Regions from separate parts of the Homo sapiens genome. Here region 2 is linked to region 1. A link is an interaction called in ENCODE POLR2A ChIA-PET data of the cell type or tissue named here. Cell type or tissue: OCI-LY7. All regions are shown on one strand.

Region 1 (8,000 bases):
CCGCTCGGGGGGCTGGTGCCGCCCTACGAGGAGGTGTACCCCGGCTACTCGTACGGCAACTGGCCGCCCAAGGCTCTTGCCCCGCCGCTCGCCGCCAAGACCTTTCCATTCGCCTTCAACTCGGTCAACGTGGGGCCTCTGGCTTCGCAGCCCGTCTTCTCGCCACCCAGCTCCATCGCCGCCTCCATGGTGCCCTCCGCCGCGGCTGCCCCGGGCACCGTGCCAGGGCCTGGGGCCCTGCAGGGCCTGGGCGGGGGCCCCCCCGGGCTGGCTCCGGCCGCCGTGTCCTCCGGGGCCGTGTCCTGCCCTTATGCCTCGGCCGCCGCCGCCGCCGCGGCTGCCGCCTCTTCCCCCTACGTCTATCGGGACCCGTGTAACTCGAGCCTGGCCAGCCTGCGGCTCAAAGCCAAACAGCACGCCTCCTTCAGCTACCCCGCTGTGCACGGGCCGCCCCCGGCAGCCAACCTTAGTCCGTGCCAGTACGCCGTGGAAAGGCCCGTATGAGCGGCCCCGCCCGTAGATCATCCCCGAGGGCGGGGGCAACGATTCACAGCCTCCGCGGACTGGGGTCATTTTGACTGGCTTGCTCCCGCCCCAGGGTCTGAAAGGGGTGTTTGGGCAGCTGGGGGGCACCGGCTCAGGAGAGGGCCTTCCCCTCCCAGCCCTGAGGGGTGGACTAGGCCCTACACACAGACCGCGCCCCTGGGACTAAAGCCAGGAACAGGGACCAGCTCCCCGGGGGCCAACTCACCCTTGGCCCATCCCGCCTTCTCCAGGCTTCCCCTCCCTCGTTTTCAAAGATAAATGAAATAAACGTGCGCGGACTGTCGAAGGCGTGATGATTCAAAGTTGCGCTTGAGTCCTCTTCCCTTCATCCTCCCCCACTGTCTACAGGCGAGCTGGATGTACAGGAACGAAGTGAGGGTCCAGGCTTCTAGGGACTCAGTCCCACTCACCACCCCCCCTACTCCAGGTCGGGGCAGCCCGGGATTCCTGCAGCAAAGAGGTGCGTGCGTGCGGGGGACGTGGGAAACCGGCTACCTGGCTGGCATCGGCCACAGCCGGTGCTGCGGCGCCACCTCGTGGTCTCAGGGAGGCTAGCTGGTAGATCTGGTCTCCAACGCTTCCTTGTAGGTGTCAGCTCTGCTATTCAGGGAGCCTATGACTTTAGATAAAGTTACTCCGCCTTTCTGCACCTGTTTCTCACTGTTCCTATGAGGGGCTTGGGTCTCTAACAGCAATAAAATTCTGGTCTGTAACAGACATTTGTTAAGTGCCTACCAGGCCTAGGATTCTTTCAGTGTCTGTGTGTGTGCCTCTCACCCTTCCACACACCCTCAGGCGTCCCACCTGCAGATCATCCCCTTGGTAGCAGCCTCCTGCCATCACAGCAGCCCTCTTTCCCCCCAAATCCCCCAACTCTCAAAATTTTGTTGAAATCTTTAATTTAAAAAAACAGAGCAAGAAGAAGAAAGATTTCTGGATAGAAATTAAATAATCAGCTCTTAGGACCCTCCTCCGCCCCACTCCCATCCCAGGGCCTGCTTGGCCTTCACATTAAAAACAGAAACATTAAAGTAACAGACCACACCCCCATCCCAAGGTCACCCTTCTTGTCTGTCAAAAATTCCAGCCACCTTGGGGCACACATCCTCTGGGGAAACCATGCAGGTAAGGCAACCTAATCATTCTCCCAAAACTAAGCCCAGCCTCTTGGTGCCCTGGAGAAGAGAGAGCCTGGAGCTTCATTGTTCTCTCCAAACCTTCACTGGCTCTTGGTCTTGGCTTTGACCTTGGGCCTGATGTAGGTCTGGCAGAAGAAGTGGGCAAAGAGGATGAAATAGGTCATATACAAGATGAAGGACCAGAATAAGTGTTCCATCGTGGTGTGGCATCCCTGATCCTGCCTCCAGATGTACGTGAGGATGCTGACGATGGCTCCTACAAACATCTGCAAGATCTGCAGGCTGGTGATGAGCATGGGCAGCATCTTGGGGGGCTTCACGTTGGCAGCCTTCAGAGTGTAGTAGGTGTACATGATGGCATGAACACCAAAGTTCATGGTGACGAACCAGCCTCCTGCAGGCACTTTGTTCTTGTATCCAAAGCTTGTGTACACGAGCACTGTGCTGTGGTGGTACCAGTGAATAAAGATGAGTGGCCGCTTACGCAGGATGATGAAGGCTGTGTCTCCTGGGAGATGGAGAGTCATAGTTGGCATACCACCCAGTGCTGGGACCACCCTCTGCACTGGATGTAGGGACACGGGAGAAATTCTCAGGGGAGGGAAGGGGGTCTTTGTGGCAGAGAATCTGTAGAGGGGCTTGGGTGAGAGGTATTATTGGGACCCAAGGGTAGGAAAGAGACCCTCCATGGGATGGGTGAAGGGAGGGCCCTGAGGAAGGATGCAGTTCACAAGGCACCAGAAAGACAAAGCTTTGCCACTCACCGAGTTCTATGACCTTGCTGAGAAGAAAGACCCAGGACCAGAATTTGACTGTGGAATTATCGATGAAGTTGATGAAGCACACGGTTTGCTTTAGGCCCCCGGTAAGTAGCACAGTCCCCATAATGCCCCACATCCTCACTGCCCCCAGGATACTGAAATGGGACAAAGGAAGATGGTGTAAGTGTCATCCCCAGGCACCAATAATCCACCCTTCCCCCGGCTTGGCCAGGTTACTGTGTTCCAAGCTCTACCACCTCCCCACCTGTCCACAGGGGGTGGGTCAAAGCTCCTGAGATCCTGAAGCCAATCTGGTAGATCCAATCAGTAGTCTAGAGGAGACGAGGGCTGGAGAAAGATCAGGGAATGCAGGGGGATGGGACTGAAAGTTGAGTTAAGGAATGGGGTTCTTGGGAGGGGTTAGGAGCCTGGGAGGAGATGTGTAGAGGGATAGGGGAAGACTGAAGGAGTTTGGGGGAGAAAATATGGGGAAGTTATTGGAGGGTCTTGAGAGAGGGTGTTAGGAGGTGACACTATTAGAGGCTGGAGAAATTAGTTGCGAGTACAGACTCTACGAAGGCAAGAGGGACAAAGCAGAGACCACCAGGTAGGGGTCTAAAAGAGAAGGAAAACAGGATAATATAACAGAAGAGGGTGAAGGCTGGGAGGGGAACTAAAGCCGAGAATGAGATGGGGAGAGTGTTACAAGGCAACTTGGGGACAGGATGGAGGTTGATGCAATCGGGAAAGCTTCAAGGGATAGAATGGTGGTCTAAGATCTAGAGAAGAGGCAGGGAGTGGGATGGGGTCTTACCTGAAGATTGCAAGGCAGAAGGACCAGAGGATGAGAGGCCCTTGCAGGTTGAAGCCCTTGCGTTCCTTCATGTAGTTCTGCCCCACAGCGATGAGAACCAGGTAGATCAGGGCTATGGGGAATGAGGTTGCCCTGGCAAGCAGAAGGCAGAGGGATGGGCTCATGGGTGGGTGCTGATTAGAGAAATGCCCACTCATCTCTCCAGGTGAGTGCTCTGGGTTGGAGTCCCAGTTCTGCCACTTACTAGCTATGTGACATTGGAAAAACCAACTTAATTCTCTGAGCCTTGGCTTCCTCATTTGTAGAGCGCGAATACTACATCTCTCCTGGGGGTATTAACGTATACAAAGTATCTAGCACAGGGCAGGAGCTATGTCCAAGGTTTCTGTGATTATTGCTCTCTCAGTGGGGTTAGAGGTGGGTGACGGCTGTCTGGCCCGCGCCTAGAAGCAGCCCAGGGCTGTGGTGTAAGAAGTGTGGCAATAGCTTCTCCCTGGTTGGGGCTCCTAGAAGCATACCAGGGCTGTGGCGTAAGAAGAATGTGGCAATAGCTTCTCCCTGGCTGGGGTATGGCAAATTGGTTGGAGCATAAAGTCAGCCTCCAAAACCTCTGGGGAGCTTTAAGGCAAAGCCAGAGAGCTCTTCCTGGGGAAAGCTTGGAAGAGCTCTCTGACTTCGCCTCCTTCTCCACAGCAGGAACGGTGGAGCACCTGGGGAACGATGGGATAATTGTAAAGGGCAGGCTGTCCCCCGGGCCCTGCACTGTGCACACACGCGCGCACACACAGCCACAAAGGACGGGGAAGTCATCTAGTAAGGCTTCAGATCAACCTCACGCCTCCAAGACCCTTCTCACTACACGCTCTCTTTGACTTCTGTATATTTCCACGTTCTCCCTCATCCTCTTATTTCTGCTTGCTTGCTTTCAGCTCTAATCTCTTTGAGGTGCCACATACTACCTGCACCTCGGACAAAGGTAGTGTGAAGCCAGTACAAGGGAGTCCCATAACTCTGCTCTGTAAGAAAATCATTGTGGGCATTCAATGCCACCCCCTCGCGCCCCGGCCCCGGGGCCCTGGCATGGCCTTTCCCTCTCCCAAAGTCTCACCAATACTCCTCGAAAAAGGGCCTCATGTCCTTGGACAGCTCGAAGTTATAGGGCTGGAACAGCTGATTTACTTCATGTGAGACATTCATGGCTGTGACCATCTAGTTTTGCAGAAGTCAAGGTCCAAAGCTTGGAGGCGCTGGGTGAAAGGCTGGGGCTCCGAGGATGGCGTGAACCTCGGGGCGAGACGGAACAGAGCCGGGACAGAAGGAACTCCTGGGCAAAGGGAGGAGGGCGTCGAACCTAGGCATGTGCGCGGCGGCGCAGCCAGCTATCCCGGGCGCAGCCACTGCGATATATAACGCGGACTTGCAAAGCTGCCTGCCCGGGCTGGCGCGACCTCTTTCCTGCGCCCCGCCGCTATCCAATCTCGACCAAGATACGCCTCTGCTCCGCCCCTGGGACGCAGTCCGCATTCTGATTGGTCATACTCAAGGGCCCGCCTGCCAGGCGTTTCGCACACCCCGCCCCAAGTCCCGTCGTAGGCCATCGCCCGCCCACTTCCCCAGCCTTTTCTCCCGTAAAACGTCCACCCCATCCTGTGCGGCCTTGCGGGTTCCCTTGGAACTGTCAACCGTGGCCTTTGCCTCGGTTTGCTTTAATCTTGACCTGCTTAGCAGTGAAGAGAGAGGAAAGGTGTCCTTAGGCTTTGGTGCTCCCACCCAGAAATGGAGGCGTCAGTTTCCAGGCTCCCTGAGATCCTGGGAAACCCAGGCCTGTGATGAGCAAATACTAACCTGGGCAACGCAGAGCTTCTGTAGTCCCTTCCACCTCCTAGCTTCGAGTCTGCGGTTGTGAGTGGGTGGAAGGAGATGAATTTTAAGGAGTTTTATTGTTGAGGTTGTTGATGTTGATGTTTGGGTTGTTGAGGCTGTTGTGGTTTCTTTATAGTTTCCTGAATTCCTGAACTGCTCCAGACTGACAGTAATAACCATGGAGAGAGGAAATGGGGTCACCCTCTGGGCTTCTGGAATTATTGTCTTCAGGTTTCCTGGAGGCCTCTTAGGGTTTAGGGAGGGGGAGAGCCAGTGTATCTCCCCAAGGCCTGTTGTTTTCTCTCCCTAACCAAATCTACTTCTTTCTCGCCTGTGTAACCAGCCCCAAAGAAATAAATGTTCTAAAACTTTTAAAAGTTTTACTTGGCTGTCCCTTATTTCTTTCCTAGGTTTTATGAAAGCGAAGGAGAAATACAAGGCTTGAGGGCAGTTTGAGATAAGGTGGAAATTTGCAAAAAGTGCTAAGAAACATAGATATAAAATAATTAAAATCAAGATGTGGGTATAAATGGCTATGTGCAGTAAAGCTCTAGAGCCAGAGGATCCAAGTAGGAACCCCAGCTCTATTTCCTGAACCTCAGCCACTGTCTATGCGAGGGTGTAGTGGAAGTCCTATCAGTGCCATCTAAGTGACTCAAAAGTGCATCTCTTTGTCTCTGTACCTCATCACTTCTCACCTGGTCACGTTACCTGGTTGCACTGCCTCTTTCTCTAATACAGTGCTTCTGCTCTTCACTGCATTGCAATCAGAAAAGAGTTCCTATACCTGGCTGATTACCAGATTCCTGAGCCTCAACTGCAGAGATTCTGGTCCTATAGGTTGTCTCAGACTGTACTTGGAAAACCACTACTTTCTGTTTGCTCATCCAGAAAACAGCTCTGCTTTCCTGCTTAAAAACCTTCAGTGGTTCGGCCGGGCACGGTGGTTCACGCCTGTAATCCCAGCACCTTGGGAGGCCGAGGCGGGCAGATCATGAGGTCAGGAGATCGAGACCATCCTGGCTAACACCGTCAAACCCCGTCTCTACTAAAAAATACAAAAAATTAGCCGGGCGTGGTGGCAGGCGCCTGTAGTCCCAGCTACTCGGGAGGCTGAGGCAGGAGAATGGCGTGAACCTGGGAGGCAGAGCTTGCAGTGAGCAGAGATCGTGCCACTGCACTCCAGCCTGGGTGACAGAGTGAGACTCCGTCTCAAAAAAAAAAAAAAAAAAAAAAACCTTCAGTGGTTCCTGATGGCTCCATATATAGCCTGACAGCTAATCAAAAGGTGATCAATACATGTCTATGGATGAATGAATAAATAAAAGAATGAATATTACAAGAATAATGCCATCTAGGTCTTACAAGACCCAAGTTCAAGTCCCAGCACCCCCATTAATGAGCCATGTGATTTTAGGCAAGTTACCTAGCCTTTGTCACATTCTACTTCAGAAAAAAATGCATATAGTCATACTCGCCTGCTTATGTCACAAGGTTGTGATTAGTATGCAAGCCAGATAATGTAGATAAAATGATATTGTGGACTAGACACATGGAAATGGCAAGGTGAATCATTATGGGAGGTTTACAAGTGCATATGGAGAATATATACTCAGTCCTGGATTTCTCTGTGAAGATATTTAACATTGTCTTTCCCTGTGAGGTTTAATGGTGAGGCTTGGAGGAGGTGTATGTGGAAGAGGGAAAGAAGAACACTCGGGGCTGGGCACGGTGGCTCACGCCTGTAATCCCAGTACTGTAGGAAGCTGAGGTGGGGGGATTGCTTGAGCCCAGGAATTTGAGACCAGCCTGGGCAACATGGTGAAAATCCATCTCTACAAAAAGTACAAAAATTAGCTGGGCATGGTAGCGCCCACCTGTGGTCCCAGCTACTCAGGGACTGAGGAGGGAGGATCACTTGAGCCAGGGAGGTCAAGGCTGCAGTGAGCTGTGATCGTGCCACTGAGCTGTGATCACACCACTGCACTCCAGCCTGGGTGACAGAGTGAGACTCTGTCTCAAAAAAAAAAAAAAAAAGCTAGGTGCAGTGGCTCACGCCTGTTATCCCAGCACTTTGGGAGGCTGAGGTGGGCAGATCACCTGAGGTCAGGAGTTCAAGACCAGCCTGGCCCACATGGTGAAACCCCATCTCCACTAAAAATACAAAAATTAGCTAGGTGTAGTGGCGGATACCTGTAATTCCAGCTACTTGGCAGGCTGAGGCAGGGAGAATTGCTTGAATCTGGCAGGCGTGGGTTGCACTGAGCAGAGATTGTGTCACTGCACTCCAGCCTGGGCAACAGAGCGAGACTCTGTCTCAAAAAAGAAAAAAGAAGAGGAAAAATCTTCAGAAATTATATTCTAGAGGAAACATTCCTTGACCCTTGGACTTGGTCTGGTACCCTTATTTTATATAAACTGTTCTCAGAGCATGGTATTTCTTTTCTTCAGTGAGAGTTTATAATTAGTTGTTTTTGTGATTTCTTGATCAATGCCTGTTTTTCCTACTAGTTCTTGAGCTCCATGAATGCAGGGACTATGTCTATTTTTTAAAATTTTTTATTATGAGACAGAGTCTTGCTCTGTCGCCCAGGCTGGAGTGCAGTGGCCTGATCTTGGCTCACCGCAACCTCTGCCTCCTGAGTTCAAGCGATTCTCGTACCTCAGTCCCCTGAGTGCTGGGACTACAGATGTGTGCCACCACGCCTTGCTAATTTTTGTGCTTTTAGTAGAGACAGTTTTCGCCATGTTGGCCAGGCTAGTCTTGAACTCCTGACCTCAAGTGATCTGCCCACTTCAGCTTCCCAAAGTGCTGAGATTACAGACATGAGCCACTGCCGGAATATGTCTGTTTTTTTCATCATTCTCCTAACCCTG
Region 2 (8,000 bases), 330 kb before region 1:
GCTGAGGCTGCTAACACCCCCAAGATAAGAGGGTCCCCTTCTTAGGCTGGAGAGCCTCAGGATAGAGCAGGCTTGAGACAGGATTCTGCTGAGTTCAAGACCCCAGGGACTGGAATGGCAGAGCTGAGAAGTATCCATGACCCTGAGGGCTGCGCTCCAACTGCTGCAGCAGCCCCTGTCCCTTCTGCGTAAGAGCCACTCTCAAAATGCAGCTAGAGTCTCAAATACTTCAAATCCAAGTACATCTTAATTTAACAACAAAAAAAAAAGGACTTCACTCCCCAAACTGGCCATTTCACCTTCCTCCTTAACATGCTTTCATTTTCTTTTCTTTTTTTGTTTTTTGAGGCAGGGTCTTGCTCTGTTGCCTAGGCTGGAGTGCAGTGGCATGATCCTGGCTCACTGCAGTGGCATGATCCTGGCTCACTGCAGCCTCAACCTCCCGGACTCAATCTATCCTCCCCACTCAACCTCCCAAGTATCTGGGAGTACACGTATAAGCCACCACACCCAGCCCTTAACATGCTTTCGTAGCTTTCCATTACCCTTAGAATCAAGACTCTATTGAGGCAAATGCACCATGACTTGCCTCAAGCCCAGCACTTTCCTATTCTTGCCAGGCCTCCAGCTTTTCCTGAGCCCTCGCCTCTCCCTCACCTCCCTCCAGCTACATAAGCCTTCTTTCAGTTCCTCACCTTTCCCTTTTAGTGATCTTATGGAATCAAATATTTATTTGCTTATTTTTTCAATGTCTGTCTCTACTAGCTAACGGCAGTGGAAAGTTTGTTCCACACAGCTTACCTAGCATTTGACAGAGCCTCTGGTATGTCGCAGGCACTTAAATAAAATAAATATAACTGATGAAAAAGCTCCTTTTCCCCAAGTCCTCTCTCTTCATCTAAAATGGACCCTTGGCGGCTGAGAGGCTGGAGCACGCAGAGCAGGCTGGTTAGACTGTCCCTGGAGGCTTGCTCTTGCCACTCAGCAGCTATAGGAAGTTCTCCAGGGCCCATCACCTCCCTATCGCCTCATCTGAAAAGGGGCAATATGAACCAGTATCTTCCTCACCACGCTACCCACCGCACAGGTTAAATAAGAGAAGGTAAGTACCTATGATATTGGTGCTCAATATCTACTGTTTTGTTTTTTTGAGACGGAGTCTCACTCTGTCGCCCAGGCTAGAGTGCAATGGCACGATCTCAGCTCACTGCAACCTCCGCCTCCTAGGTTCAAGCAATTCTCATGCCTCAGCCTCCTGAGTAGCTGGGATTACAGATATGCACCATCATTCTCAGCTAATTTTTGTATTTTCAGTAGAGATGAGGTTTCACCATGTTGTCCAGCCTGGTCTTGAACTCCTGGCCTCAAGTGATCCAACTGCTTCAGCCTCCCAAAGTGCTGGGATTACAGGTGTGAGCCACCACAGCCAGCCAATACCTACTGTTTTATTTACTTACTTTTAACTATAGAAAAGCAAGTTTTGTTGTTGCTGTTGTTGTTGTTGTTGTTGTTGTTTTTGAGACAGAGTCTCGCTCTGTTGCCCAGGCTAGACTGTAGCGGCGCGATCTCGGCTCACTGCAACCTCTGCCTCCCAGGTTCAAGCAATTCTCCTGCCTCAGCCTCCCGATAGCTGGGACTACAGGTGCGTGCCACCACACCCAGCTAAATTTTTATATTTTTAGTAGAGACGTGGTTCCACCATGTTGGCCAGGATGATCTCAACCTCTTGACCTCGTGATCCACCCACCTGGGCCTCCCAAAGTGCTGGGATTACAGGCGTGAGCCACCGCACCTGGCATAGAAAAGCAAGTTTTAAAAAAGGGCCTCAACAGGAAAAGACTGAATCACATCTGTTAACTTTTGGGAAGGCAAGAGGAGGCAAACCCCAAGAAAACTCTACAATGCATTGAGGTTCCTTATGTAAAACATGACTTGCTGTCAATATCTGGAAAAGTCTCTCTGACTTACAGAGGCAGGCTGTGTCCCTCAGCACTTCCAACTTCAGAGACAGGAAGCATGATGGATGGATTCCTGGAACTCTAAACTGTGCAACACACTGTATAAGGTTTGCTAGCCAGGCGCAGTGGGTCATGCCTATAATCCCTCCACTTTGGGAGGCCAACATGGGCAGATCACTTGAGCCCAGGAGTTCAAGACCAGCCTGGGCAACATGGCGAAATCCTGTCTCCACAAAAAATTTAAAAATTAGCCGGGTGTGGTGGCATGCACCTGTAGTCCCAGCTACTTGGGAGGCTGAGATAAGAGGATCAACTGAGCTCGGGAGGTCAAAGCTGCAGTGAGCCATAATCGTACCACTGGACTCCGGTCTGAGCAACAGAGTGAGATCCCATCTCAAAAAAAAAAAAAAAAAAAGCTTGCTGGTCTTTCCTAACCCTAAATGCATGCCACATAGTGTGTATGAACCAATCTCTCTGGCCAAGGAACCTAAGAAGGGGGACCTATTCTCAAGGACTCAGTAAAGTATTTTGTTGCTATAAAAACACTAGGCTCGGTGCAGTGGCTCACATCTGTAATCCCAGCTACTCAGGAGGCTGAGGCAGGAGAATCACTTGAGCCTGGGAGGTGGAGCTTGCAGTGAGCCAAGATCATACCACTGCACTCCAGCCTGGGTGACAGAGCGAGACTCTGTCTCAAACAAAACACACAAACAAAAACAACCACTTTTATATAATGATCCTTCTATTGTTTGTTGAAAATAACGATAACATTTACTGGATGGCCCCAATAGTATTATTTTAATAACATATTAATTTATCTAATTCCTCCTCACTTTAAAAATCCTTTAGCAATGGTTATTAACATGTAAAGGTTAATTTCTCCACACCTGGCTAAGTGATCCCATTTAAAGGAATTTATCCTGAAGAAATACTCCGGTAAGGCTGGGTGCAGTTGCTTATGCCTGTAATCCCAGCACTTTGGGAGGCCAAGGCGGGCGGATCACCTGAGGTCAGGAGTTCGAGATCAGCCTGGGCAACACGGTGAAACCCCGTCTCTACTAAAAATACAAAATTAGCCGGGTGTGGTGGCACATGCCTATAATCCCAGCTACTCGGGAGGCTGAGGCAGGAAAATCGCTGGGAGGAGAACCTGGGAGGCGGAGGATGCGGTGAGCCGAGATCGCGCCATTGCACTCCAGCCTGGGCAACAAGAGTAAATCTCCATCTCATCAAAAAAAAAAAGAAATACTTCGGTAAGAATACAAAGATGTACATATACGAGGACGCTCACTGCAGCTTTGTGAAAGGAAAAAATTAGAAATGACCCAAATGTCTAACAATAGAAGACTGGTTAAATAAAGTACAGTATATGTAGGTATTAAAAAAGTGTCGCGTTAAAAAGAACATCCTGACAGATGTCCAAATGATAGTAAGTTAAAAAAGCAAGGTGAAAAACAGTATGAAAAGCATAGTCCATTTTTACAAAATACTGCAAGTTCTTTTTTTTTGAGACTGAGTCTTGCTCTATCACCCATGCTGGAGTGCAGTGGCGTGCTCCCAGCTCACTGCAACCTCCGCCTCCCAGGTTCAAGCAATTCTCGTGCCTCAGCCTCCCAAGTAGCTGGGACTACAGGCATGTACCACCACACCTGGCTAATTTTTGTATTTTTTTTTTAGCAGAGATGGGGTTTCATCATGTTGGCCAGGCTGGTCTCAAACTCCTGACCTCAAGTGATCCACCCATCTCAGCCTCCCAAAGTGCTGGGATTACAGGTGTGAGCCACTGCGCCTGGTCAAAATACTGCAAATTCTATCCAGACATACGCATGGCAAACAAAACCTGGAAAGAGGAACACCAAAGTTTTCTCTGTGAGGGAATGAATTATGAAGGACTTTCACCTTCTGTGTCAGATTTTAAATTTCTAAGTTTCAATTTTATAATGAGCAAGTATTTCTTTTGTAAACAGGGGAAAGGGAAGAAAATGTGAAAACAAAAAAAAATCTCTGTTAGCATTAGAGTCTGTCAGTACCACAGGGTTGGATCAGCCATGAGCTCTGATGGCCTGGGAGAGATCCCTACTCATGCAGTGCCATCCCAGCACTCAGAAATCGAGCCACTCACAAATCGAGCCAACTGAGCACATGTCATGAGGTTGCCATTAAACAGCAGCAAGTGAAGGCACTTCAATTTCCAGTGTCAGTTACAAGGTTGGGGAGATACGTTTTTCCTAAAAACGCAAATGAAATTGCCTTGGAATTTGTGGTTAAAGCCTACCAATGGCAGAACTGAGAGCAGATAGCCTCTCCAGCAGAATTCTAAAGCACAGTTCAGAAATCAAGCCCTGTTGAGTTGGGGAATGGTTTCTTTCTAATGAAACCCAGAGGATGGGGGGCAGGGGAAGAGTAACTGGCAATCTGAAAAGAATAAACTGATCGTAAAATGAAAGGGGAACAGGGAAGTAAGAAAAACTGGCTGCAAAGTAGGACAGACAGACATGGATGTGTCTACTGGTGAAGTTACTGATACATTTATTGCAAAACTTTCCAAACGACTCATGCCACAGGCTAGATTTGTTTGTAAATCTGCCATAGCAGGTGAAATGACAGCCATCCTGTCCTCGTGACTGGAACATTCTCTTCCCAGGCCCAGTGTCCTGATCAATAGGCAAGGTTCCTCTGATCCCAGGCAGGGCTGGGGCTTCTTAGGTGGGGAGTGTTTTGCCCACACGATGGGCATTCCCCTCCTTACTAACAGAACCCCAATTTTGGTTTTCTGCCTTTTCCTGGCCATTCCCTTCTGCGAGCCAGGCCCATTCCCAGCCAATATCATCCTTGACCTAACTCTAGCCAATGAGATGCAAAGGGGACACCAATGAGGGCGGTTCTGTGGAGGTTTTGGTTCATCTTTAAAGGACATAGGACAGAAATGTCTCTCTTACTGCCTGTAGACTCTGTCAAGGGTGATCAGGACGCTAGGATCATGGCAGCCATCTCTGGAATATGAGGAAACCAATTTAAAAAGACAAGCCAAGTGCTAAGGAAGGCAGAGAAGTTAAGAACAACTCAGGTCCTTGAGAACATCGCTGAACAGATGGCAGCCAACCCTGGAATTGCCCCTCCTCCAGATGGCTTGCCATGTAAGGTAAGTGCCCTTATTGTTAGGCCACTCTGGTCAGGGTGTTCTATTACTTGTAGTCAAAACCATCCCAACACATACAAGACAGAACAGAAAGTGCCCGCTCCATCGACATCTCCTCTAATAATCTGACTTCCAAGTGTTAACTGTACACCATGATTACTGAGGTAAGACATGTCCCTCCAGTCCCGTGGCAGCAACTGATTTTGCCTATGCAAAGCCGTGCTATTCTTCTGCTGGTGGTTAGCCTTTGCTTTAGAGGACTTCCCTCCTATTCCATGTGCTTGGAAGTGATGAGCAGAGGGAAGACTTTCAACGTAAATCCTGGTGGTCCATCTGGACCACTGCCACCAACCAAGGTGGTCACATGGCCAGACAGAACTAATCTGTGTCCTACCCCAGAACTGATGTAGAAATGTCCAAAGTTTAAAGCCTTGGCTGGGCGCAGTGGCTCGCATGTGTAGTCCTAGCACTTTGGGTGGCCAAAGTGGGTAGAGCACTTGAGCCCAGGAGTTCAAGACTAAAACCTGGGCAACAGCGAGACCCTGTCTCTACAAAAAGTTTAAAAATTAGCTGAGGGTGGTGGTGTGCACCTGTAGTCGTAGCTACTCAGGAGGCTGAAATGGGAAGATCACTTGAGCCCAGAAATTTGAGGCTGCAGTGAACTAAAAAGGTGCTATGGTACTCTAGCCTCTAGTCTGGGTGACAAAGCAAGAACCCTGTCTCAAAAATCAATTAAAAAACAGGCCAGGTGTTGGGGCTTGTGCCTGTAATCCCAACACTTTGGGAGGCCATGGCGGGTGGATCACCTGAAGTCAGGAGTTCGAGACCAGCCTGGCCAACATGGTGAAACCCTGTATCTCTACTAAAAATACAAAAGTTAGCCAGGCATGTTGGTGCATGCCTATGGTCCCAGCTACTCGGGAGGCTGAGGAAGGAGAACTGCTTGAACTCAGGAGGCGGAGGTGCAGTGAGCTGGAATTGTGTCACTGCACTCCAGCTTGGGCAACAGAACAAGACTCCGTCTCAAAAAAAAAAAAATCAGTAAAAAACAAACAAAACACCGAAGTTAAAAGCACAAAGCCCTGTGCCTGCTGGGACTACAAACTGAGAGAAACTGAAACTAGGAATGATGGTGCTCATCTCCCCAGTGGTGGCACATGGGGAGAGTCTGCAGAACAAGATCAACATACAGAGAGTCATAGCTATAGTCATAGCCCAGAGGACCCCATTTGAACATACAGATCAAGCCACACCTGAAACCCTTGTTGTCCCAGTCACCTGAGCCAATGAAGTCTGTTATTGTTTTTCTTTGTTTTTTGTTTTTGAGACAGGGTCTTGCTCTGCTGTCCAGGGTGGAGTGTCCAGTTGTGTGATCATGGCTCACTGCAGCCTCGACCTCCCTGGCTCAAGGCAGCCTCGACCTCCCTGGCTCAAGTAATCCTCCTACCTCAGCCTCCTGAATAGCTGGGACTACAGATGCATGCCACCATGCCTAGCTAATTTTTTCAATCTTTTCACTCTACCCCTGTGGGGTTTCACCATGTTGCCCAGGCTGGTCTCAAACTCCTGGGCTCAAGCAATCTGCCCGCCTCACTGCCTCAGCCTCCCAAAGTATTGGGATTACAGATGTGAGCCACCACGCCTGGCCCTGTTATTGTTTAAGGTAGTTTCAGTTGGGTTTCTGCCATTTTCTTTTTCTTTTTTTTTTTTTTTAGAGGCAGGGTCTTGCTCTATCACCCAGGCTGAGTGCAGTGGCATGATCACAGCTAACTGTAGCCTTGACCTCCTGGGCTCAAACTCAGCCTCCCAAGTAGCTGAGACCACAAGTGCATACCACCACATCAAGCTAATTTCTTTTTTTTTGAGAGGGAGTCTCGCTCTATTGCTCAGACTGGAGTGCAGTAGTGCAACCTCCGCCTCCCAGGTTCAAAGTGATTCTCCATTCTCCTGCCTCAGCCTCCTGAGTAGCTGTGATTACAGATGTGCACCACCATCCAGCTAATTTTTTGTATTTTTAGTAGAGACAGGGTTTCACCATGTTGGCCAGGCTGGTTTCGAACTCCTAACCTGAAGTGATCTGCCTGTCTCGGGCTCCCAAAGTGCTGGGATTACAAGTAATGAGCCACTGTGCCCCACCCATCTTCCTTCCTTCCTTCCTCCCTTCCTTCTTCCCTTCCTTCCTCCCTCCCTTCCTTTTTTTTTTTTTTGAGTCTCACTCTGTCATCCAGGCTGAAGTGCAGTGGCACGATCTGGGCTCACTGCAATCTCCGCCTCCCGGGTTCAAGCGATTCTCCTGCCTCAGCCTCCTGAGTAGCTGGGATTACAGGCACGTGCCAGCACTCCCGGCTAATTTTTGAGTTTTTAGTAGAGACACGGTTTCTCCATGTTGGTCAGGCTAGTCTCAAACTCCTGACCTCAGGTGATCCACATGCCTCGGCCTCCCAAAGTGCTGGGATTACAGGCCTGAGGCACCATGCCTGGCCCATTTTCTTATAACTAGAAGAATCCTAACTAAATCACCCTAATCTGTCTATATCTAGCCATATCTGGAAGCCTTCACTGCCTCTGGATGCTCTTCATTCTCAGATCTCTCCCATTTCTACTTCCTTTTCTCTCCAGCTCAGCTTCCACCTCTGCGCAAACCTCCCAGAGGGTAGCTGTCTGCCAGCAGGTCAGGGCTGTTATAGAAGCCATCTGAGTCATGCTTCAGAGCAGGCTTCCAAGGCTGCCTCATACAGCTCCATGGCTGGCTGTGGGCATCTCCGCCCCCGCCCCCACACCCACCGGAGCCTCATCGTTCCCCTTTCATTCGCCTCCCACTGCCTTGATGCTATTTCCAAGGCTGGGTTGTAGGACTGCGGATGTCACTTAGATCTGGAAAAGCAGGTCTAAACAGTTCACTT

The links. ChIA-PET counts read pairs that join two places held together with the same protein. Peaks named below come from ENCODE experiments on the same cell type or tissue, not always from the same donor. Only the 100,000 strongest peaks of a DNase experiment are listed, where the experiment ranks them.
Region 2: POLR2A ChIA-PET joins it to region 1 with 22 read pairs; 3 of 35 experiments call an interaction of 5 or more read pairs at or near these places.

Annotation. Positions count from the first base shown.
Region 1 is chr10:102,223,018-102,231,017 of GRCh38, reverse strand. It overlaps ELOVL3 (ELOVL fatty acid elongase 3), which reads right to left and starts at 4,719. Exons shown (of 4, transcript NM_152310.3): 1 at 4,369-4,719; 2 at 3,261-3,392; 3 at 2,450-2,601; 4 at 1,429-2,193. The coding sequence starts at 4,469. The coding sequence ends at 1,766. It overlaps PITX3 (paired like homeodomain 3), which reads left to right. Exons shown (of 4, transcript NM_005029.4): 4 at 1-829. The coding sequence ends at 504. It also overlaps a transcript of GBF1 not described here. RefSeq lists silencers at 266-365, 376-635, 992-1,160, 4,688-4,737. In OCI-LY7, CTCF peaks have their summits at 873 and 1,079 (motif pointing left); DNase peaks (open chromatin) are centred at 1,077 and 4,777; H3K4me3 peaks cover 687 bases.
Region 2 is chr10:102,556,041-102,564,040 of GRCh38, reverse strand. The region is part of intron 3 of SUFU (SUFU negative regulator of hedgehog signaling); the gene reads right to left. Among named protein-coding and RNA genes, the nearest start is that of SUFU, 56 kb to the right of the region's middle. In OCI-LY7, no CTCF peak of the experiment used is centred here; no DNase peak of the experiment used is centred here.